Regions from separate parts of the Homo sapiens genome. Here regions 2 and 3 are each linked to region 1. Evidence: chromatin loops called from intact Hi-C (ENCODE). Cell type or tissue: ascending aorta. All regions are shown on one strand. Each heading gives the region's core, and the rest is flanking DNA. Links, peaks and the distances in the headings are about the cores only. Region 1 overlaps SPOCK1 (SPARC (osteonectin), cwcv and kazal like domains proteoglycan 1). Region 2 overlaps SPOCK1 (SPARC (osteonectin), cwcv and kazal like domains proteoglycan 1). Region 3 overlaps SPOCK1 (SPARC (osteonectin), cwcv and kazal like domains proteoglycan 1).

Region 1 (7,858 bases), core at 1,045-6,044:
GTTATGTGCCAAGTCCTGTCTTCCTTCTGTGGAATCATGTGTCACTTCTAAATCAAGCCCACAGAAGCTGGTGGAGATACTAGAGTGCAGAGATGGTAGCGTTTGTGAGGCTGGAGTTTGGAGGCCTTTGAACTGGTATTAGAAAGTAAGAATTGTCCCAGTATCATGTGAGAGAATGATGTTTTCTGGTCCTTATTCACTGATGAGCAGTGATGTGCCTGGTTGCCTTGTTAATTAAAATGAGCCAAGAAAAGGAAATGAGATGGGCACTGCTTGTCCTCAGAGACTGTCAGGCTGGGGAGGGGCTGGGGAGAAATGGAGGGTTAACTGGGATAAAGCCCCTGGGCAGGAAAGCCTAAGGGGTAGAGCTCAGAGCTTGAGGCCAAACTGAATTGAGATGATCTAGAGACAAGGAGCTCTGAGAGGACGATGGGAGGAGAGCTTGGATGTCTGCAGGTGGGTGTGGTGCAGGACCATCTGGGAACACAAAAAGCAGGCTCTAGCCAGAGTCTCCTTATCTCCCTGTTGTGAGCGTATGTCAGTTCTGCTGCTGCTCTCTTCTGTGGGAAGCATTTATAAAGGGGTTCTTCATTTCCCCCAGGATGTGGAGCCTTGCAGTATATGATCAGAAAGAGCTAGGTAGGAAAATGGTTCCTTTTCCTGTCATGCATGAATGCAACCCTTTTGTAAATGCCCTTGGTCCAAGGAGCTCTGGAAGAACTATAGGCAGCAGCTGGGTAGGGTAGGGTGGCCTCCTGGCCAAGCAGTGGGTTGTAGCTTGGATAGACTTGGATGATTGTTTTCCCCAGAGCATCTATATTTGTGCAAAGTAGCAATATGTTCTGGGAGCTTAGAAGAATGGGGTCAGGTTCATTTTAAGAGGAGGTAGGAGGCAGGCTGGAGCCTGTGACTCTCCTATGGATCCCTTCTGAGGCTGCTGGTGTCCTTGTTTTGGGTGGGTGTCACAGGTGCCCGGCCTGTGCCCTGATGATTTCCTGAGACCACCCCTTGCAGCAGGTAAGACACTTTCTGAAGCAAAATGCTGGGCTTTACTTTTCTTCTCTTTAATCTTTTTGTCCTGTCAATGTCTGGCTCTTCTGTGTGCCCATACCTCATCCCTACTTCCAACTAAATGATTGTAGTGTCCTATCAATAAGGCTAATAGAATTAATGAGTATAGCAGGGACTGGCTTATGTGTTGCTCCAAAAGTATAATGCTTTATGTTTATTAAAACACACACATCTCCACTGGGCTTTTAGGAGAGACTCTAACTGTGGGAATTTCAGGCACTTTTGGGAATGGATGGTAGGGACACATTTTGGTCCAGGTAACTTAACCCCACCCTCTGTTACCCCAAGTAGGTGGCATTGTGTTCTCCTGGGTCTAGCCTTTCTTTTACTGTAGGAGCTGCACGGGGAAGACAGCAACCCAGGATACTCCTGGTTGGGATTCATGTTTACCTGCCAGTAGGAAAATGGGCCTGTCCCTGGTTGACTGTGGCCTGATGGTAGCTGTCATCCTTCAGATCTACACAGAAGTGGGCATTCCTCCTCCAGTAGCATTTAGTCTTCAGAGAAGTCCTCCTAACACAAAGGAATCTCCTGCAAGTGGACAATTTACTGGATGGGGATGATGGGAGAGAGATAGAAGTAGGATTTTGGGGCAGAGAGAGCATCTCTTTTCAGAACCTCTATACACAGCCCCTGTGGGTGCTTTCCTGTCCACTGTACCCTATCCACTGTACCCTACTCGCTGTGTGCTTGAAGGATGGGCCTGCTGCTCCTGAAAGAGCACACATTCCAACCTAAACCACCCCAGATTCCTGACAGCTGTGGGCTCCTGCATTGGCACTTCTTGGAATAATATAATTCGTAACCCAGCATCTGAATTTAAATTAAGAGAAAACAACAACAACAAAAAATTTAAAAAAAACAACCAAAATTCTGGTCCTTCCTCACCAGTGTGGTGACAAAGGGTTTTGACTGTTTATGGCATGGTTTTCCTGAAGGCCTCAGCAATTTTTTGCTTTATTCTCCAACCCTCCTGGAGGAGGTCTCTCTCATTTGAGTGCTGTGGGGATGAGATCAAGCAGATCCATGACCCTCTGAGGTCCCAAGACTAGGCCAGACCCTGGAGTCTGGAACCTGTGACATTCCTTCCCTCTCCACCTCTCCTGACAGCAGGCTGCCTGGGACCAGGCATGGTAAGCTCTTTCAGGCCAGCTCTGCTGCTAGGGATTTAAGGGAGTTGAGTTTGAATATTGAGCCATCCCCTAGGGGGTTTCCAGGCATTTATTGAAATGAGATGTGACTAGGATCTCTTTGAAAAAGAAGTACCCGAAAGAATTGGCATATTAATGGAGCTACGTGCCAAGCAATGAAAGTGTCTCCACATTTTCAAATACCTGGGTACCTGATTTTTCTAGTTTGGGGATAGAAATGGAAGACTAACTTTTGTCAGACAGTAAAGCCTAATTAATTCAGGCGAGCTAAGTAAATTAGGGCACAGGCATACACTGCGATGCTAGGCAGCCACTAAAATGATGCTGTAGAATATTTAATGATATGAAGCAAAGTTCATGCTTTATTAAGTGTAAAAAGCAGGTTACAAAAGACTGGGTACAGACTTATCCTATTCTTTCATAATTAAAAAACAGTATACAAAAAGACTGACTAGGCAGACATCAAAATGTTAACAGTGATTCTTCCTGGGAGTTCTGCTTTCAGGTGATTATTTTAAAATTTTTACATATTTATATATTTTTCAGAGTATACATGATATTTATCAAAAGGAGAAAAGTCAATAAAAGTGTACACATGTGCTTATGTGTGTGTAAAGATTAGACTGAAGGAAAAGAGCGGAGTAGATAGTTTGAAATTATTTAAAATTATGTTGGACACATTACTTATGCTTGCAGATGAAGAAACTGAGGTTTAACAGAGTGGGAATATCCTTATCTGTTATATATGCTTGTTGTAATTATTTATGGAAGAAGAACATTTGTAAGGTATCCAAGACAGTGGTATGTTTTAATACTCCCCAGGTGGTTTTAATATGCGGTCCAGATTGAAAACCAAACATTAGCATGGTGGCTCAGGAACAGACAGAAATTTGCAGTCACCCTCCTTCCCACCCCTCAACAAGAGAATGTAGGGAGGTGCTTAGCACATAGTAGGTATCCAGAAGATTCATCTTTTTTTTTCTGGGATCAGTGCTTTTGTTCTGGTTAAAATTAAACCATGACATTCTGAAGCCAATGGGGAAAAGAGATGACTTTGAATTTATCCCTTTTGGATTATCTCTGTTTGTTAAACCAACACTCAGAGGCTCTACCTTGTGGCCTGAGATCCTAGTACCCATTTGGAAATGTGCTTTTTAAGAGGAAAACACATAGATTTTCAGACTGGCCTTCCGGAGGTTTGCTCTTGAATGAGAGAAGGGTTCCCCAAGGCCTGTTCCCTCACAGAGGGTGCCTGTGTTAGGGAATTGAGCAGTCCTTCTGTTCCTTTGTCATGAGGGTCAAATTGATTTTAAAGCTGTGTGTTACCTGCATCTGGGGGAGGTAGCTTTTTCTTCTGTTCAGCATCATAGTTTCTCATTTCCTGGGTGGCTTTTGCAGTTTTACATGGATGTTATTCAGTAGAAAATAGCCAGTAAGTGTTCTCCAAATTATTAATTCATTAATAAACCCATTAAACCCTTGCAGCTTTGCAGCAATTAATGATGAGGTCCATCCTCCATTGGAACTGTCATTTTCAGATGCAGATTCCCACTTTGTTTGAGTGGAACAGGGCAGATATAGGAAAAATGCCAAAGAGTTGTTGGATGACAGGGCTGGAGATTTTTGTGCAAATTCTCCTTTCGTCACAGAAAGCAAGTTCCACAGAGGCCAGCTCATCAAGTATATGTTGCTGTTTTGATGATTAATGATTCTGGCATGTTGATCCACCCTACTTTCTTCAAAACAATTATTTCAACTGTAGTCTCCTCTGGGGAATGGCTTCTTATAGCTAATAACTCAGTAGACGATATAAAATTCTTAAATGAGGATGACACTAGCATGGTTCCACCTGGATGCCATTATGCTGTGGTGTTTATAATTACAGCGAGGTCTGCTTACTTTTTTCCTGAGCTCAGAAAAGCTTGGTGCCATTCATTTAAATGGGAGAGACAGGAACTTCTATTTATAGAGACTGCCCATGCTGGGAGCTGTGTTAAGCACTTTGCGCCTACGTTTTCTCATTTAATCCTTTTAAGACTCCTTTTGAAGAAGGTAATGTCTTTTCCATTCTACAGAACTGGCTCAGAGAGGTTCAGTAACTTGGCTGAGACACACAGCTAGTGAGTGGTGCCACCTGAATTGGAAGAATCACAGGATCCTGGCTTGAAAGTCTATGCTCTCTTTAGGCTTTTGTGCCTCTGGGGTTATTGTACAAAGAGGCAAGCAATTTTGAGTGAAGGTTCCTCGGTAACTAGATTAATGATGTATATGTGGAAAAAGAGACATTAAGTAACAACTATTTATAGAATGCCTATGACATGTGATATGTCAGACCCTCTTGGAAAAGTAGAAACTATAAATTGAATGGGGGGTACTCACTGTTTGAGCACCTCCTACTTGGGAGGCATGATACTAGATGCTTCACATGCATTTTCTTATTTAATCCTCAGGATCATTCTATGTGATAAGTCTCTGTAGCCTTAACTTAGAGCTCAGCGAAGATAAGTAATCTGCACACATAGAAACACAGATTTTAAGTGGCAGGACCAGGATTTGGGCTCATTTTTGAGTTTGTTATTAACAGATAATTACAGTGAGTGAGAATCAGGTTATAGCGCACTCAACCCATGACAGAGGATCAATGTACTCATCAGACACATAGGATGTGTTTAGTGCATGTCCCAAGAGGAAAGGAGCAGGCACTGGGTGGAGAATAACAATGCCTGGCTGAGAAAGTGGGCAAGGCTTCAGGAGGAGGGGAGGTTTGGTTTGGTTCCTAGGGAGCTGGAGTGGGCTCCTGAAACAGGTGGTGAGGACAAAGGCCTGGAGACCAGGCTGGGGCGGCCAAGAGGAGCCCACAGAGGAGGTGCCTGGCACCTGGGACCCTGAGCAGGAATTCCAGGAACTCTTTGCCCTTCTCCTTATCCATACAGTTTTCTTATGGGCTCTCTGCTGCCCCTCTCCTTGTGCCAGGAACCAGTTTGGAAAGCTGTTCCCCTTGGGAGTCTCTCAGTGTTACAGAGGAGAAAGAAAGATGGCAATGATGTATGCATCCTTCACTTCACACTGAAGATCTATCTACTTTTAGATGACTTTTTCCCCAAAATGCAATGGGAAATTTTTTTTTGTTCTGATATTAAAGCAATTCCTACTCATTACAGAATAATCAAATTCTTTAGAAAAGCACAAAGAAGGGGGAAAAAATCCAGCATCTCACCACCTGGAGATAACCACAGTCAAAATGTTATGTATATTTCTCCAGTCATTTTTTTTAAGTGTGTAAATGTGCATACTTCTCAACGTCTGCTCTCTGGGTATAACACTGTTTCACTGTCTTCTGGTTCTCTTCACCATAACCCTCAGTCATCTTTATACATCAGTATGTTTAGATATGTATCATTGTTTCTAATGGCTGCTGAGTACTCCATAGGATGGTTGTATAAAAATTCTTCTTTAGATGGTGTATCTGTCAGGGTCCAATCAGGAAAACAGACCCATAATAGGTGTTTTAAATGGAAAATATTTTATACAGGGAATTGGTTACACAGGAGATGAAAGAGCTGAGAGGAGCAAGAAATTGCTACCACCCCTGGGCTAGGGGTCACACGGGAGGAGGCAGTGATGATACCAGAGGCCAGGAGCCAGGGCCTTCTGGTAGGAGCTGGAACCGCAGATATGCTGTCCTTTGGAACCGGGGCCCTGGAAGAGATGCATGGCACTGCTCTCTCACTGCTGAGGTGCCCCTCAAAGCAGGGGAAGCTGGGGAGAAATGCCCTGGCTTCTGGTTTTCTACCTTCCAACATTCCATCTGGGCCTCCCACTGGACAAAGCTGCCTTGCTGCAGCCAGAGGTCAAAGGAGAATGAGAAATGCTTTTCTCTCTGATACAGAGCAGAGCAGAGGAGAGGCAGAGCCAGGAATTGTTCTGAGATCAAATAGGCAGATGACTGGTAAGGATGAGAATCAGTCAACTTAGTCCAAAGGCTTTGTGTGTCTGAAAAATCTTGGTAGAATTAATGAGATGATATCTTTTTAGTACTTTTGCATGCCCTGCACTGGCTGAAGTCCAGTTGGGAATACAAAGAACTATAGGACATTGCTCCTGCTCTGTAGTAAAGTTCAATAGGGGAGATAATAGGAAGGCTAACAGCACCTGCTGTTTGTTGAGCATTTACTAACTGCCAGGCACTGTGCTCAGCCCTTTGTGTATATCATCATTTTAATCTTCATGGCTCATGGCATCACATTCATTTCTTTTGGACATTTACCTTGTTTTGTCATTATGGAAATGCATACCTGGTTTAGTGCAGGATGTGTTCCTGGAAATGAAAGTGCTCACTGAGTCAGCACTATGCAAGGTCATGACACTTGAGCCCCTGCAGCACAGCGTTCTAGTCTTCAGATGTTGGCAGTCACCCTTCCAGGCAAAGTCCTCAAGGCCATGTCAGGCATCCATCTTTGCCTATTATACTCTCAATTTCTGACAACTGCAGGGCAGTCCATCCAGGCTGCAGCAGTTTTTATGATGTGCTCTCTAAGTCACCGAAGTGGTCACCAATGACTAAAAGCCTGCTGGCCTTTGCTCTGTGTTCTGTAGGTTTTTATCTGGGAAATTGGCATTTTAGCATCATGTGCCAGATTCTTCCTTTGCTAGACAACTTTTGCAAACCATTATGAGTGTTACCCACAATGGGTAAAAACCATGGACCAGAACACAAAAAAAATGGTGAGAAGAGAAGCTTCAGCATAGTGCAGCAGAATTGAATTGGCTCATGATGGTGTGGCAGAACATGTTGGCTGAGAGCTTTAGCTGTATGGTGGGGCCGTGTTTTTTCTCCCTGGCTGAGAGCATAAACAGTTCTTGGAGAAAAGTAGGTAAATCAAAACTGTGCCATTGTGGCTTATGGGTATGTATGTTTGGTAGTTAGAAATGATTTTGGAGACGGCAGTTAAGTGGCTGGGCTCTTCCATCAGCAAAGGCCTGCCTCCAGCTTTGTCCTGTGAGAATAAGGATCATGTCTTGCTTTTGTACATAATTGTATCTTTATCTCCTAGTGTGTGGAAACTTAACAAATATTTACTGGGCGTTGGATATGTACACTACCATATAAACAATCCTCATTTTACAGGCAAGAGCATTGAGGCTCAAATAGGTTAGATAAACAACTAGCAACTAGCAAGGACTAGAGTTGGGTAAGGGTGGAGTCTGACATCAGGATGGGCCTACCGGAGGGTTCTGTGTGTGCTTAGTGCATTCTGAGACCACTGGATTTTCCAGAGAGAGCAGTAAACTCAGAGATTGCAGTTGTTCAAACATGGGTGCACCCAGATTTTGTGGGGCCTAAAGCTTGTATGACATAGTGGCCTTCTTTATAAAAAATCCCCACAGAATTATATATACACGCTTAGGAGTAAAATTATGTGTTGTTTAGGCTGAGAAAATAAATAATCACAAAATTATAAACTTTAAAAAGCTATGCACATTACAAACATGGTCGGGTCTGAAAAAAAAAAGAAAACAGATTTACATTGTGAATTAACTGCCCAACACAGCTTTATAATAAAATTTCCCCATATGTTATGTTTTTTGCTGTATACTTTTTGGTTGTCTCTTTATATGACATCAATTTTGTAATC
Region 2 (7,858 bases), core at 1,014-6,013, 110 kb after region 1:
TCTCCTTTCCTGCCACCCGACTCAGACAATTCATCACTGCCAAGAGCAGAGCCTTTTTCATCTCATGGAGTCATAGGGTGAAAGCCACCTACCAGGTTGTGTAGTCCAATTATTCATTTCCTGTAAACTGTTGACTTGTCCCTGCTTGAACATTCTCAGGCCTAGGAAACTCACTACCCACAGGGCACACAGCTCTTTAGAGAGCACGACAGCTTCCTTTCACTGACGTGCAATAGGCTGCCTCATATTTCCCATTCATGGCTTTTCTTTTCATTCTGAAACCATGTAGAGAAACATCCACATCTCACTTTACTCCTTGACAGCGCTTGAATAATTCATTCTTACCAAGTACCATGCCAAATTCTGTGCTACACAGTGACAACATGGCAGTGAATGAACTTGCTCTTGTGAAGCCTATAGTCTAGTGGGGAGATCAACTGGTAAACAAGCAAAAGGAGCATCAACTTCAGCAAACTTGTAAAGAAACAAATGGCGTACGGTGATAGGGAATAAATCATCTTCTTTGGAGTCATTGGGATTATCACTTCTTAGGAGAAAATCTTTTAGCTGGATCTTGACAAAGAGGGAGCCAGCCAAGCAAAGGGTGGTGGAGTTGGCCTTTCATGCAGACGAAACAACTTGCACATGGCCTTGAGGTGGGAACAAGCTAAGCATGCTCGAGAAGCAGAGGCGAGTGCTTCTAGGGTATATACAGTGAGGGGAAAAGAGCGGGATATGAGATTGCAGGGGTCAGTGGAGGTCAATTCGGATATGGACCTTATTCCAAAGGCAGGATGAAGCTGCTCAAGGGTTTGAAGCAGACAAGTCTGGCTGTTGGATGGAGACTGCATTTGGTGGGGTTGGAAGTGGGAAGGTCAGTTACAAGCTGCTTGTAATATTGCAGCTTGCCCTAGGGGTAAGTGCTAGAAGTGCAAGAGAGGAGGGGGAGTCTTGGGAGTATGTTTTAGAGGTAGAATCTATGGTACAGGGTGATGGGCTGAACAAAGGGAATGAGAGAAATGAGGTGAATTTAAGGTTGGCTCTTAGATTTCTACCTTTACTATTAGGTGGGGGAGGGTGCCATTTATTGAAGGGTCCTAGAAACCAACTGATATGTTTCCCTCTTTCCAATCTGCTGCCTCAGTTTTCCATCAGAGCTGAGTCATTTCTGCTGAGACAGTGCGCTCTCCCAGACACAGAGTGGGGATGCATGAAGCATTTTAGGTTTTGTTCCATCAGGTTTACAAAACTGTCTTCTATTTTTAAGCTGTTTTGCTACTGGCTTAATATCACTACAAATATTCTGAACAAAATAAAAAAATAATATTAGCATCTAACATTTATTAAGCCAGGGCTAAAGACTTTGTAGGCATGATATTGATTGATGCCTCATAACAGACCAAGAGTTAGGAGTAGTTATTTCCACGTTACAGAGGAGTAAAACAAGGCTAGAGCTGGTTGGATAACCAGCCCAAGGCCACCAAGCAAATGCAGAGTACAGGACAAATCCAGATCTGTCAGAATCCAGAGCCCCAGCGCATATCCACTATCCAGAGTTACTCTGTGTGTTGCCAACATTCCACGTTTAGGGAGAATTCAACTTTTCCCCTCCCTTTGGAAGTGGTGGCACATCTACATTGCTAATCCACATTACTTAAGAGGGATTTTCCATAATGTCCTCCAATCAGCTTGATTAATTGATGAAGTAGAGACAGTTATGCAAGAGTGACATTGCTCCTGATCTAAGTAGTTTCTTGTTTACATGTGCAACGTTAGAAAGCACCCTATAAATCAAAAAGTTGTAAGCCGGATAAAGCAAATAACTTCTGTTGATGACTTGGTGAGATACTTTAAATTCATTTACGTGGCCCCGTATGCCAAGTTCTCGAGGATTATAGAGAGAAGATGATTTTCTCATTTAGCTAAAGCACACATTACCCTTCAGGTAAACATGGTAATGTCATCCTAAGAAAAAAAGTGTAAATAGCAGTAATGATAAGGAAATCATATAGTGAACATTGGTAATTAGAAGCAGCTCCCTGGGACTTCCCCAGGGAGTTAATGATAAGCTGCTTAGGCCTGGAGCCATTCATCGCCTTTTTCACTTCATGAGATGAGTGACATGTCTTTAACCTTGCCACCCTAATTTGGGGAAATGTTCTCATCACACCTGGGTGGTGATGCTGAAGCTCTCGTGAACCTTATCAGTGAAGATCTCATATCAGGTGCCACTTTTTCCCTCGATGATGAGGCTGAGCTCATCACCTGGGCGCTGGGACACACTAGATCATCTGTTGACTGCCAATGGCCAAGCACAGAAAAGTATTTGAAATCTATTACTCATGTCCATGGTGTCAGTTACCACATTTAGAGCATTAAAAGACAGGCTGTCATCAGTTAGTTACTTGGTAAACCAAGGTAATCATTAGCCTAAATGAAGTTTCATTAAGGGTAATGTACTCATTAAGCACAAAATGGCTTGAAAAAGCTGAACTATCATCATTTGTTAGAATAACCCAAACCTTGGCTAAGAAGGTTGACTTTCACCTTTGTGCAACAAGCAATCAACATTTAATTAGTCGAGTGCTTTGATTTGTTGATTAGAATGCAACAAGGACGTGAATATGTATGATGTTCTTAAAGTAACATATTCAGATCAGCCACAGATTTTCTGAAGCTACTTGTCCAGCGAGTTTAAAAGGCTTACAATGAATATGGATGCTAGTGATTATTTATAGAAGAACTCTTCTATTCCCATCCTTAGCCTTTACAAAGTTATTTTTGAGTTTACTGTGACCTGATTTTTAATTCCAGGAAAAGAATGCTTTGCTGTTATTTTCCTTTTCAAATCAGAGTTCCTCAAGTGAAGGAGCTGTTTCAGCCTGTGAACACCTAACTAATTCATTTACAAACTGAGGAAATGACTTTTGAACTGAAAGCCTCTAAGGGCTGTTCAACACAATTTTTACTCATTGGTTCTCCTGGAGGCATTTATACATGCTGGGAACACCAAAAATTGATATCATGTACATTTGTGTATGTACATTCCTGCATACAACTATATCAGGATGGATAAAACCAGGTCTCAAATGGAGTGGAATACCAGCTTGTCCTGGGCATTAGTCTGGCTTTTCTGGTTTGTCATGTTGCATGAAACCTTCTGGGTTTCTATTTCCAACACAAGAAAAACATTCAAAAAATTGTGTATTAGCAGTATATTCACAAGCAAGTGTTTTGTCCAGATTTTGAACAAGTAGACAAACCATACCTTCCCCCATGACTTCTTTCTTTCAGTTTTTCCTTTTCATCATTCTATTCATAGCCTTTCCTGTGTTGGGATTGGAAGTGGTGAGGATTTGCTACAGCTACATGAGTCTGGGATGTCCCTAGAGGCCGAGTCATAAGAATGGGATCAGTATGATTGGGAAATGATTGCATCCAATGATGCAAAGCCCATGCTCTGCTCAGATGGTTGGCCACGTATTGTTCCTTAGCAGGCTTGAGCACCCCTGTAGGTTGGAATGTTCAGGCACAGGCTGCAAAGCTAGTGGGCTGGGAGACTTGGTACCAGTGCCACATCTGGGCCTCGGTTGGACTGAGAGTTGTGTGGCTTGCTGGGGTGCAGTTTCAATGTGCATTTAAGTCTCATGGGTTTTGTTTTCTCATTTTATTTTCCCCTGCATGGAATAGAGCTGGGTGTATTTTTAGTATAGGCCCCTCAGAGTTGATAGAGTATTGGTATGAAAATGATGAAGAAGAGACAGTGTGTACCGTTTACTGTAGCCATTATCCAAGTTGGGATTAAGCAGTCTTTCTCAGTGTGGTGCAGCATTATCTTTGCTTTTTCTTTCCATTTTTCTAGAGGAAAGCTTATATTGCTGTAATTGTTCAAATGAAGTATGCACATGAGGTATTTTCAAATGTTAACGTTGGCATTGGTACCAGGGCTTGGATTACATCCCAAACGGGGCATCTCTGGGACTTAGTTAATAAGGTTCTGTTTATATTAGCATTGAGAATATTAAAATTCTTCCCCAAACAGCTGGAAATGTTACGGTGGCTTTGTTTCTGAAGCATAACAGGAATGAAGCACATTATTAATTTGGAAACAGGTAGGTAGAGCAGTCCTTCTCCCCCACTAGAATTAAGTGATGAGAATGGGTATTTGTGAAATTGACTGAATGGTCTTTGGGGGATGCTTATTAAAATCCTAACATCGTTCCAGAGTTTTGTAGTGGATTCATTATCAGCTGTAATCTTATTAGGACTGTTTTGTTTTGTAATCAACATTCCATCCATGGAGCCCCTAGATGGGCAGCATGCTTCTCTGCTGGTCCAGTCCTTCTGGTCTCTTTTGTTCTGATGAATTAATTCCTCTCCTTTTCTGTCAATCAGATCCTTCACTCAATGTGAGACATTGTCTTGCTGATGCCTTTCCCTTCCTGGGACAACTCAACAGGACAGTTGCCTTGATGTCTGTATTGTTTCCTTTTTGTTGTTATTTTCTTTCCCCAAGAAAACCACATTCTAAAGATGCCAGTGGACAAATCCCCGGCTGTGTTGTAAAACAGAGTGGGGCTTGCTAAGTACATCAGGGTCTATTCACAGTGTCACTGGCCCAACTTTTCAATTCATACTCACAGTGTCATTAACAGAAGACTTATTCTAGAATCGGCTCTGGGTTCCAATTCCAACCTCAGGAGGTTTTTAAACTACTCAAAGCCTCAGTTTCCTTGTTTATAGAAGAGGGATTCCAACAAATACCTAATGCATGAGGGGCTTAAAACTAGATGGTGGGTTAATAGGTGCAGCAAACCACCATGGCACATGTATACCTATGTAACCTGCACATTCAGCACATGTATCACAGAACTTAAAATAAAAAATGGAAATAAAAAAATTAAAATTGAAAAAAAGAGGGATTCAAATTTGTAAATTCATCCATTTACTCCCATTCACTGAATGAATAGTAAGTACCTACCTATTATGTGCCAAACACTGTTCTAGCAACAGTAAACCGACAGGAATGCCTGCCTTTCTGGAGCATAGATGCTGGTGAGGGAGACAGCCAGCAATCAGGCTAAATCAGTAAAACACAGAGTCTGGTAGTGTAAGTGTCAAGGAGAAAAAGTAAGGCAGGGAAGTGGGGGTATAAAGTGAGGAGTTGACATTTTATTTTTTATTCATTTTAGGAGGTTTGATATTTCAGATGGGGCCAGGGAAAGGCCTCACTGAGAAGCTGCCAATGAGCAAAGACTAGAATGAAGTGAGGAGGCAGGGACATTGGGGAGAGGGAAGCAGCAGGTTCGGAGGCCCAAAAGGGTGCATCTGGCCTGTCTGAGGAATCACAGGGACATCTGGTGGAGGGTGGAGGGGGTGGAAAATATTTGACAATGAAAACAGAGAAGCCATGGGGCCATGACTAATACAGAAGGACTCTTCACTTTGAGTGATATCATGGGATCACAGACTAAATGGAAGAAGCAGGGAGACCACTTAGAGGCTGCTGCTCTAGCGCAGGCTCAGGGCACTAGGGGCTTGGGCCAGAGTGGTGATGCCAGAGGCGAGAAGATGCTGCTGAGTTCTGGCTATGTTTTGGTGAGTTTGCTGCTGGAGTCTAGAGGGGGCTGGCAGCAGGAAGTGCTGATTTTCAGGGAAGGATGGGTGTTCATATCAGGATGCGTTAGAGGCTTCTGTGTTGATGGTTGAGTCTAGTGGTCTGAATGTCAGGGGAGGGACCCAGGTTGGGCATGTAAAAGCTTTGGGAGTCATCAGCTTGTAGTTGGTATTTAGCACCATGAGATGCATCACCTAGGCAGAGAAGCAGGGGCCTAATGACTAAAAACTGGGTTCTCTGACATTCTGAAGTTGGAAAAATGAGAAGACAGTAGAAGAAGAGGCTGAGAGGAAATTGCTCGAAAGGGGGAGGAAACTCATGAGAATGTGGTGTCCTAGAAGCAAAATAAATGTTCAAGGAGGAGGAGGAGATCATTGGGGTTTAATGCAGCTGATGGGTCAGGTAAAGCAAGGACTCAGAGCTCATGAGGTTTCAGTAGCGGCCACAGAGAGGTGAGCACCATCCTCGTCAACTTTGTGCTCAAAACTAGGTCTGTTGTGACTCATGCAACCCAGGAGGCTCTTTTCTAACCAGCCCGAACTTAAGAGAAACTACGCAGAGAACAAAAACCACAGCTGAGATGGGAATCCATGAGGTGAAGGAGGGTCATTGCTGGCCTGAGTGGTATTGATGATATTGGAGGCATGTGTCAGACTGATGCCATGTTCTTCTGAACACAGGGTTCATTGTGTCAACGTGTGGGCTGGTTCTAAGACAGGTGGCTGTCATCGCAATAAGGTGGCAGCACCCTGTGTTCTCCTGGGTCACAATGTGACAGAATCCACTGACTCAGACTCTGAGGAAGATGAATTTTTCCTCCTTAAAAGCTCAGTAAACAGTGAAAAAGTTAATGGACAGAACAGTGAACTAGAATCCACAAGTCATAAATAAATCCTGATAGTCATTGGTAGGTCTTTGACAAACGGTTATGGCAGCATCACATAAAGGATTGTTCTCTTGATGGTGCTGGGAGATTTTGCAGATACTTTAAGGTAGATTTTGCAAATGCTTTAACGTAGCATTCCATGCTACCCACCAAAATACATTTATTCAGTCGTTTAGTATTTATTCAGAAGAGTTATGTATAAAAATTTAGAACACGTAATAGAAGACATGGTTGAGTTTTCATCTAACCATAAAGACAATAATCTTAAAACAAGTTTGGATACACTAAAATTAAAACCTGTCAAAAATCAAACAACACGCCAATCAAATTAAGAAAAACGTTGCCACAAATAAGTCAAGGAGATGCTAGCCATACTATATAAAAAGCATTTACAAATTAATAAAAGTATTAAAGTCTTACTAGTAAATAGACAGAGATGAGCAAAAAATTTCGTAGACTGTAGATAAACAATTAGCATGAAAAAGTTTAACTTCATTAGCATTCAAAGAAGTGAAAAATGCAACAAGAAACAATCTTTCTGTTATTAGCCAGTATTTTTTGAAAAGATAGTGCTTACTTTCCTTTCTCCCTTTGATAGCTGTTTATCCAGCCCGTCAATATGGCAAGCACTATGCTAGAAAGCATGGAGGTATAAATTCTGGAAAGCAGTTAGCCATATATTGAGAATTTTAAAAAATACATATGTTTTGTTAAACAGTAATTTATCCTTTCAGAGTCTCTTCTAAGGAAATGAAATTAGGACAAGGACATATGCAGAAATGCATTCATTGCAGCATTATTTATAAAACCAACATTTAATGAAACATTTGTTGGTGAACTGTTATGATGGATTAATTTTGATACTTTTATAGAATAGAATATGTGAAACTTTTTTACATTTGTTTTTAAACAACAATTATGACATAAAAAAGTGAAAAGGTCAGAATATGACAAAGTTTATATCACATGACCCCAATTTCATAACAGAAAAATACTGATGTCAATATAACGAAAAAAACACTCTATTATGTCTATAGGGGGGTGGTATTACAAATTATTTGCCTTTCTTATTTTTGTACAATTCTGACTTTAAGAAGTTTTACCAGTAGCAGTGAGGAGGATGATTGTAATATTTACTTAGTCCTCACAGTGTGTCAGGCACTGTATCAGGTACTTTATATAGATTGTCTTGTTTAATTTCTACAACTAGGATATAAATTGGGAAATACTATCATAGCCATTTAGTAAATGTAGAGACTGAACTCTGGTAGGTAAGTAACTTGCCCATGGTCAAACAGCTGTTAGGAAGTGGAACTAGATTTGAACCCATTTAATGGCTTCTTATCTCCTATTCC
Region 3 (7,858 bases), core at 1,430-6,429, 160 kb after region 1:
GCTCCACTGAAGCTGTGTTCCATAGGCTGCCATACTGCAGAAGTGACCTCTTCATCTGAGGCTCTGAGAGGTGATTTGAGATCCCTGTTTCTAATCTGGGGTAGGCTTTCCCTACAGACTTTCCTGTTCAATTAACACCTGTCACTGCCAGGCTCTGTAGGAGAGGGCAGAAGACATTCATGGGCTGAGGATCAGAAAGCCCCAACCTTATACACCACACCTGCCTTGCTGAGCCCTGCCTGCCCATTTGTCCCCAACATACCCCTTGCCACCAAATTCCCTGGACTCCTTGTCTGCTTGGATCAACAATATTTGCCAGATTCTGTTTCCCTAACCAAGCTCTTCTTTTTTTCTAGCCTCTTACCAACAGTGCTTGAATGTGGGCCCTTAAGATACCTTAACAATTAAGCTCTGTGACTCTTCAATAGTGACATTTCAAAGCCCACAGAGCTTCTCCTAAAACAAAAAGAGCATGAGCGTAGGTTTGTGTACAAGGCTCTGTTGTGTGAACCTAGTGCCCAAAACTTAGGAGAGGAAGAGGATTTTCATCCTTTATTCCCAGCCCTTACTATCTGTGGGTAGAGACAAGGCAGAGTACAGCTCTACTAGAGAGGCATGAGCTACTTGTTTGTTGTAGGGTGGCTTCATCAGTGGTGTGGATGTGGTTAGTCAGCAGAAGTTTTCGGGACAAAGTGGACCCCATGCTTGATGTTGAAAAGCTTTAATGTTTCTTCTTATAGAGTTTACCATTTTGAGATTGGAAAGACTGAACAGAATTATGGCTCCAGGATCTTGTGTTTCTGAAGTGTCCAGGGTCCCTTGCCCTTGGTGGACATCCATTTTCTGTATTTTAGGAGCAAGCTAAAAAGAGCTGGTAAAAGCCATGAGGATAATAAATGAGCATGAACTGTGCGCCAGGCCCTGTGCTAGAAAACCTTCATGTGTTATCCCATCAGATCCTCACAACATCTCAGTAAAGTGGATCTGTTTGCCTGCAACTGAATCCTAAAGAGTTGAGTAACCCATCAAGATACCTCATAGGCAAGAAGTGGCAAAGCTGCCTCTCTCCTCTCAAACTTACATCTCTCCGAGCCAAATGCTTTGGGTTCTTATCTTCTAGGTACACTAAAAATTTGGCAGAAATTCTTGGAGTTGCTGAGTTTCCCAATCCTTACATGATCAACAACCATGGCTGCTGAATAATGTCAGAATAATCAGCACCAAAAGAGTTAATTCTCTGGATGTCTTTGGCCTGGGAAAAGCTCCATGTTTTTATAGAAATTTTAATTGCATTAAAGTGAAGCACAGGTACAAAAGATAGACTGTGTGAGCCACAGTGATCTTTTAAGTACACTTTTTTCCAGGAAATATTTGATTTTTACTATGCTTTTTATGCCCTCTTATTCTCTTAGGTTATAGAATTGGTTCTTTTGTATTTTGAGTAAATCTCTCTCCTTTGTTCATAAATGTCTTATGAATAATTTATGTCAATTATAATGAAATAGAACCCAAATACCTTTACTATTATAGCATTTTAATAAATTCTGGCCATTGTGATGGATGAGAAGGTGAAGACTTCTCTGTGGATGATATCTTTTTCTCTACTTAGAGGCCAGGCCATTCTCAGCTCCTGTTGCCTACACTGCCCTGTCCCATGCTGCGCTGGGCTTCATGCATCTCCCCATTAGCAGTGTGGAACATACGCACACTTCACAGAAACCCCTCACGGAAGGAACCACAGTCAGTTCACCTGGTCACTATTGTTTCTTAAGTCAGAGGGAGTTAAGTTCACAGGACAGCAGCATTGCCTTTAAAAGCAGCTCGCACTTTTGTATTCATTATAAAAGTAATACAAGCTTATTAAGATAGCCAGCAATTTGGCTTTGATTTCTGATAGCTCAATCTTTTTTTTTCACAGGAAGTCTTTTTTTATGAGGTCTTCTGGGTAACATGAATCTTGGGGAAGGTGGACAGAGGGGTGTGATACATTGCTGCTTGACACTTTAATCATCACCTTTATCCCCATCAGAAGTTATTTTCATTAGTGGCTTAGTGGCTTCAAGTATCAGCCTTGGTGTGAGACTCGCCAAGATTAAAATCCAGGCTCACTGGCTGTGTGACCACAAACAGGCTTAACATTTCTCTGTCAGTTACCAGTTGGTAAATTAAGAATGATCTGATCTCTGTATCAGTTTCTTTATTGTTGAATTAGGATAATAGTACATTATTCTATAGTTGGTCGTTGTCATTGTCTCCATGTCAGCCCCCTAATTGGGTGACAGAGTATGTAATGTTCTCCCTCCCCTTCCTTTCTATTTAATTCCCCCTTTCCTTCTACTTCCTCTTTCCACTCCCATCACACTTTCAAAGGGAAATCAATTTCTTGATGGAAATGCTGAGTGAGGGTCCTTGTCAGAGCAGCTGGGGAGCAGGGAAAATGTGAGATGATAGCTTTGAGAAGGGAGGCTTGGCTGCCCAGGCTAATAAAATTTTGTGGTTGTTGATTTTATGACACACATTTCCACAGCTGCTCTGGCAGACCCCTCTTAACGCCTTCTTTTCTAATGATCAGGACATGTAAATTACCATGTTGGGCTTATCAGTGGTTGCTCATAATGTCTTGCTTTGCATGTGAGCAGAGGGGCCAAGCAATTCCCAGACACTCTCAGTAGTGGGTAGTCCTTAACTCCTTCATCTCAGAGACACATGCCAAGATCACCCAGGGCTGGACACCTGCTCTGGACCCTGGCCATGGTCATGGCTTGTCATTGTCTCCTTGCTGCAGACAGGATATGAGATAGAGGGCAATCAGGAGAAACTGAGGGCCCTGGTCTGTGAGTGGGGCAGAGGCTGTGGCTGTCCGGAGAGGAAGGGTAGGGAAGGGAAAGGCGCTTCTTTTGGAAGAAGGCAGGTCTGGTTCTGAGTACTGGCTTTGCCATTAAGGCTTTATGGTGCTGGGAAGTTACTTTACCGTTTCAAATTGGTTTTCTCATCTTCAACTTGCCTTTTCACTTAATTTATCATAAATATCTACCTATGTTACCAAATATAGATCTACTAGTTTCTGTAAAATAGTTGCATGATGTTTAAAAAATGTATTATGTTATTAACTAAACCATTTCCCTACAGTTGGTGTTCTGGATTGAATGTTTTTATCCCCCTCAAATTCCCACGTTGAAGCTCCAATTCCTAGGATGTCTGTATTTGGAGAGGGGGCCTCTAAGAAAGTAATTAAGGTTAAAAGAGGTCCAAAGAGTGGAGCCCTGAGCTGATAGGATAAGTGTCCTATAAGAAGAGACACGAGAGAGGGCTGGCTCTCTGTCTCTCCAAGTGCTTGCATCGAGGAAAGACCATGTAAGGACGTAGCAAAAAGCTGGCTGGCTGCAAGCCAGGAAGAGGGCCCTCCTAGAACCTCACCTTACTGGCACCCTGATCTCAGACTTCTAGTCCCCAGCACTGTGAGAAAATAAATTTCTGTTGTTTAAGCCACCAGTCTGTGGTACTTTCATTATGGCTGCCCGAGCAGACTAACACAGATGGACATTCAAAGTGTTATAATTTTCCCTTATTACAGATTATTAAGATGAACATTTTTGCCTAATATGTTCACTTGCTGGGTCATAGGATGTTTCTTTTTTCCCTTTTCTCTTGTTATAATTTTTATGTATACCAAAATGTTGAGAGGATACTATAAACTGCTATACACCCATCTACCTACATTTAACAATTGTTATCATTTAAGGGCACAACCAAAAAATTGACCCCCAAAAAAGGCTGTTATCAATTTATAACCCTCTCCCCCACCTCACACACACACATACACAAATAATGTAACAGAGAAGATGCTTTTATCTTTGACACAGAAAGAAGTCCCCAGGACCTCAGTTTAAAGGGGAAAGAAAAGGTCTCTTCCCAGGAGGGCTATCTTTGGTCAGACTCATCTTTCTCTCCTCTGCCTCTTTGTCTCTGTCTGTCCTGTGTCCCTCCCCACCAATTCCCCAATCCTTAAATGCATGAGTCCAACCTTTATGCCACTCTGCTCTCTGCCCTATCCAGGCACATGTCTAATAGGCCCTTTGTTTGGCCTCGGAGAACTTGGCCAGCCCCTTGAATATGAAAGGAAAGAATTGTGAGGAGGCTTTCCAAGCTGCCATTCTTCTCTGGTTACAGCAAAAATCCTATGGGCAGAATCTTCTATTTTATATTCTGAGAGGCTCTGTCGTCAGCTGGTGAACAAGCCTCTCTGGAGACAAGGGAGGCAAGATGCATGCACGGGTTACCATGGGGACAGACAAGCTGCAATAAATGTTCCTGCTCATAGCTTGACGAGGTTTTCACAGTTTGGTGTAATTTCTTTGTCAGTCGTCCATTAAGTCACTCCTAATGAATCACTGGGAGTGTCTGCTCTTCACGTGAACCTTGGGATCGCATGACTCAGGCAGAGAGCAGTCTTAAAAGCAACAGCGAGACAACAAGGCATCTTTAACTGGTGGACTTTTTGCAAATCGAGTGGCCTCTGGCCTGAGGAAGATTCTGGAACTCACCAGAGTGGGCCAGGAGTTCAAGCTGCTGTTTTAGATTAATCTTTTGCTTACTGGTCTCAACAGGTATCTTGTGCCTCCCGGAATCCTGTGTGGCTTGGTGTTCCTGGGGAGAGGGAGGAAGGAGGTTCCTGGCAGGAGAAAAGGGGTTCTAAGAGTTGACCACTGGGCCTTTCAGCCCTGATGTCCTCTGTCATTTGGCGGACGAGAATATATGTAGTGTGTCTGTTCTTACTAAGTGCCACTTTCTACATAAAATGCATATTTAGGGTTCCCTCTTCCTGCCCCTCTCCCCCGACTTTAGTCTGGTCACAGGTTCTTGCATGCTGGGTTGAAGGCACTGTGGAACTCAAAGGCCCTGGCTCCCCAGCATGGTCCCTGTGGCTCCAAGGCCCTTCAGGACCAGGCTCAGCCTCTTCTCCAGCCTTTTTACTCACCGGCTTGCTCCAACTGCTGCCAGCCTCATGAAACACTTGAATTCCTTAAGCCTGCCACAAACTTTCTTACCCCTGGAAAGACAACTTCCTGTTATCTGGAGTGTTCTTCCTCATCCTATTATCTGGTTTAAACCTACTTTTCCATAGATGTCAGTCTGTCCAGGAAGTCTCACCTGACCCCCTGAAAGGCTGAATTAGGTACCTTACCTGTCTCACCTGTCTCCTATGTTCAACGGTGAACCCCTGGAGAGCTGGAAGAACATCTTTTTGCTCACCTCTTTGTATTCACCTTTAGCCTGCAGAAAGATTCTTCACGCTGAATGATACTCTGTAAATATTAATTGAATAAACACAAATGTGTGTGATTTCCCCCAGGTGAGGAACCCTTTGGGCCACCCCACAAAATGGAACCTTCTTCTCATCTGAGCATCTCTGAGGTGGTATCAAGCTCTGCTGTGCTAGGTGTCATGACCCTTTGCCAATTAGCCTATAGGATGTGCTCAAGAAGAGTGCAAAGGCTTGATTCAGGATTTTAAAATCAATGTAGCTAATTAAAAAATAACTCGTTGAACTGAAAAACAAGTTCAGAAACAATTAAGATAATTAAAATATCACCACCTTAATTGAGACCAAGTAGTGAGCTTAAAAATAAAATTAATCAAAAAAAGTTACATGGAACCAGTAATTAACTGGCTTTTGAATTCAATGCTTTACAGCTTAACAAATCTCTTTAAATTAATTCATTCTTGGTTTGTTCCTTGAGAAAGGTTTCTGTAAAAAGTCATTTTGAAAAAAATAATTGGATTTGTGCTGGGTGCCAGTTGACTCTTGAATAGTTCTGCATATAGGTGGGAAAGATAAAATTAACCTTTGGTGGGCGCCTGCTCTGTGCTAGGGATGCTGTCCTGTTTGGGTCCACAGGAGTCCTGCAGGTTTGGTGATAGAAGAGGTAGAGAAGACACAGGGCTTTGTCATCCTCTGGGGATGTCTGCATCCTCTCACTCCTTGTATGCGGAGAGAGATTGAAACTTGGAGCAAGTCCCCAGGAAATCAATAGCACCATGACAAGGAAACTTTGAACTCTGCTCAGGGCTGTCACGCTCAGCTGCCTCTCCTACCTTCTCACCTACAGTTTCCCCTACTTATTAAAAGGCCTCTCAAATGCCACTTATTATTCGGATCTCTTATCCTTCCCTTTTCAAAGTGCAGCCACAGTCCTTTCCAGTACTGGTGCTGGGTGCCTTTCAGGAGCATCCATCACCCTGAGCCTTGAGGCTGCTAGGTAAAACGTATTTGGGAGGCCTGAGTTTAAATGGAAATGACACACTCCTCATCCCCTTTCAATCCCAGTGTTGCTGTTTCTCAAAAACAAAATGCGGCGAGGTGATTAAACAAATGCTGACAGCTTGATTTGTTACTGTTTTGTTGCTCTGTGAAGTTCATTTACTCTAAATAATTTGCATACATGTTTGAAGTATTCAGACCCCAGTAATTGATTTTTAGCAGACTTGATTTCTGTATGCAAATTGTTAAGTATGTAGGGAGTTTAATAACGAACAGTTTTTATTTATTAGTATTTTGGGTTGGAGGTTTTTTGTTTTTAAAGAAATGTTAGCTTCCAGAAGTGGAGGGTGGTCTACAGGAGTTAGCCTAAGGTAGGGTGACAGATGGCAAAACTACAGGAACAAAATTGACCAGACCATGGTTCCTTTGACTCAGTTGGGGGATGGCTGCATTCAGAGGGGGTAGGCTGAGGGCTCAGGTGTCCAGAGCTGGGCACCCCAGCCTCTGGGGAAAGATCAGGGCTGGTGACCTCATCCTGTGGGGTGTACTGAGAGGGAATCGTGGACCATCCTCTGCAGCACTGGGTAATCTGGCTGCCCCCTCCTTTTACCCAGTAAGTCTCATTCTGCCCCCAAAGCCTCTTAAGAATATGGTGCACTTGGGCCCTTGGCATGAGGTGAGCCCCGCAATCAGCTTTTTAAAGAAGATAGTAGGAGATTCTCATGCTTCAAGCATACACTGGTGAAGAGTTTGGGTTCTGGAGTCACAGACCAGGTTTGTCCTGCATCTCTCATTAGCAATTTATTTTTAAGACTTGCACATTAATAGCAGCTACCTCCTTTGGTGGCTATGAAAATTAAATGTGGTAATCCAATCAGAGTTCACTGCCTGTATGTCAAAAGCACTCAGTGAGTGTTAACTATGGTTCTTTGTTATTATGAAAACTGATTATTTACTCTGGGAAAAAAGACAAACACAAAAAACTTAATAAACACATATGAGGTGCTTAGCATGTTCCAGGTCTAAGTACTTACAGATATTAACTCATTAAATGTTCATGACAACCACCAAGCAATAGCAGGTGCTGTTATTATCCCCATTTTTACAGGAGAGGAAAGTGAGGTATAGCAAGGTTAGCAAGCAGCAGAGGCAGGGTTCAGTCCCAGAAGCTACTCTGCCTTGGAGTCCGTGCTGTTCCAGAAGCTACTCTGCCTTGGAGTCTGTGCTGTTCCCGGATCTGCTCAGCTGATTCATGATCCTTGTGATTGCACTGTCCGTTGAGACCACCCGGAGGACAGTGTGGCATGTTAACAAAGTTGGATACAGAGGCAAAAATAAGCTCAAATTCTGCCACAAAGCTTGTCATGTAGTACTGCAGATTTTGACACCCATCACCCTAGGCCAACCTGTTTTTCTCTGTCTCTGACATCCACTCAAGTGAAAATCTCAAGTTCTCTGCTGCAGCACTTGGCATCTGTTGGGGAAAATGCCTCAGCTGATAACTATGACTGGGGCTGCCTGTGGTCTAGTCCCCAGGTTTCTTGAGATCTATAAATGTCTTCATCCTGTGGTGTGTGGAAGTGTGAGAAGGGGCAA

Evidence for each region. Hi-C counts contacts between places; a loop is a spot of excess contacts. Peaks named below come from ENCODE experiments on the same cell type or tissue, not always from the same donor. Only the 100,000 strongest peaks of a DNase experiment are listed, where the experiment ranks them.
Region 2: a loop joins it to region 1, with 2.9 times the contacts of the local background. A loop is called at or near these places in 2 of 110 quality-filtered maps.
Region 3: a loop joins it to region 1, with 3 times the contacts of the local background. A loop is called at or near these places in 2 of 110 quality-filtered maps.

What each region holds. Positions count from the first base shown.
Region 1 is chr5:137,306,587-137,314,444 of GRCh38, reverse strand. All of the region lies in intron 2 of SPOCK1 (SPARC (osteonectin), cwcv and kazal like domains proteoglycan 1), which reads left to right. Among named protein-coding and RNA genes, the nearest start is that of SPOCK1, 190 kb to the left of the region's middle. In ascending aorta, for the core only: no CTCF peak of the experiment used is centred there; a DNase peak (open chromatin) is centred at 3,844; H3K27ac peaks cover 635 bases.
Region 2 is chr5:137,197,692-137,205,549 of GRCh38, reverse strand. The region is part of intron 3 of SPOCK1 (SPARC (osteonectin), cwcv and kazal like domains proteoglycan 1); the gene reads left to right. Among named protein-coding and RNA genes, the nearest start is that of SPOCK1, 300 kb to the left of the region's middle. RefSeq lists an enhancer at 4,114-4,765. In ascending aorta, for the core only: a CTCF peak has its summit at 3,521; a DNase peak (open chromatin) is centred at 3,449.
Region 3 is chr5:137,143,049-137,150,906 of GRCh38, reverse strand. The region is part of intron 3 of SPOCK1 (SPARC (osteonectin), cwcv and kazal like domains proteoglycan 1); the gene reads left to right. Among named protein-coding and RNA genes, the nearest start is that of SPOCK1, 350 kb to the left of the region's middle. RefSeq lists an enhancer at 4,244-5,443. In ascending aorta, for the core only: no CTCF peak of the experiment used is centred there; a DNase peak (open chromatin) is centred at 4,306; H3K27ac peaks cover 1,604 bases.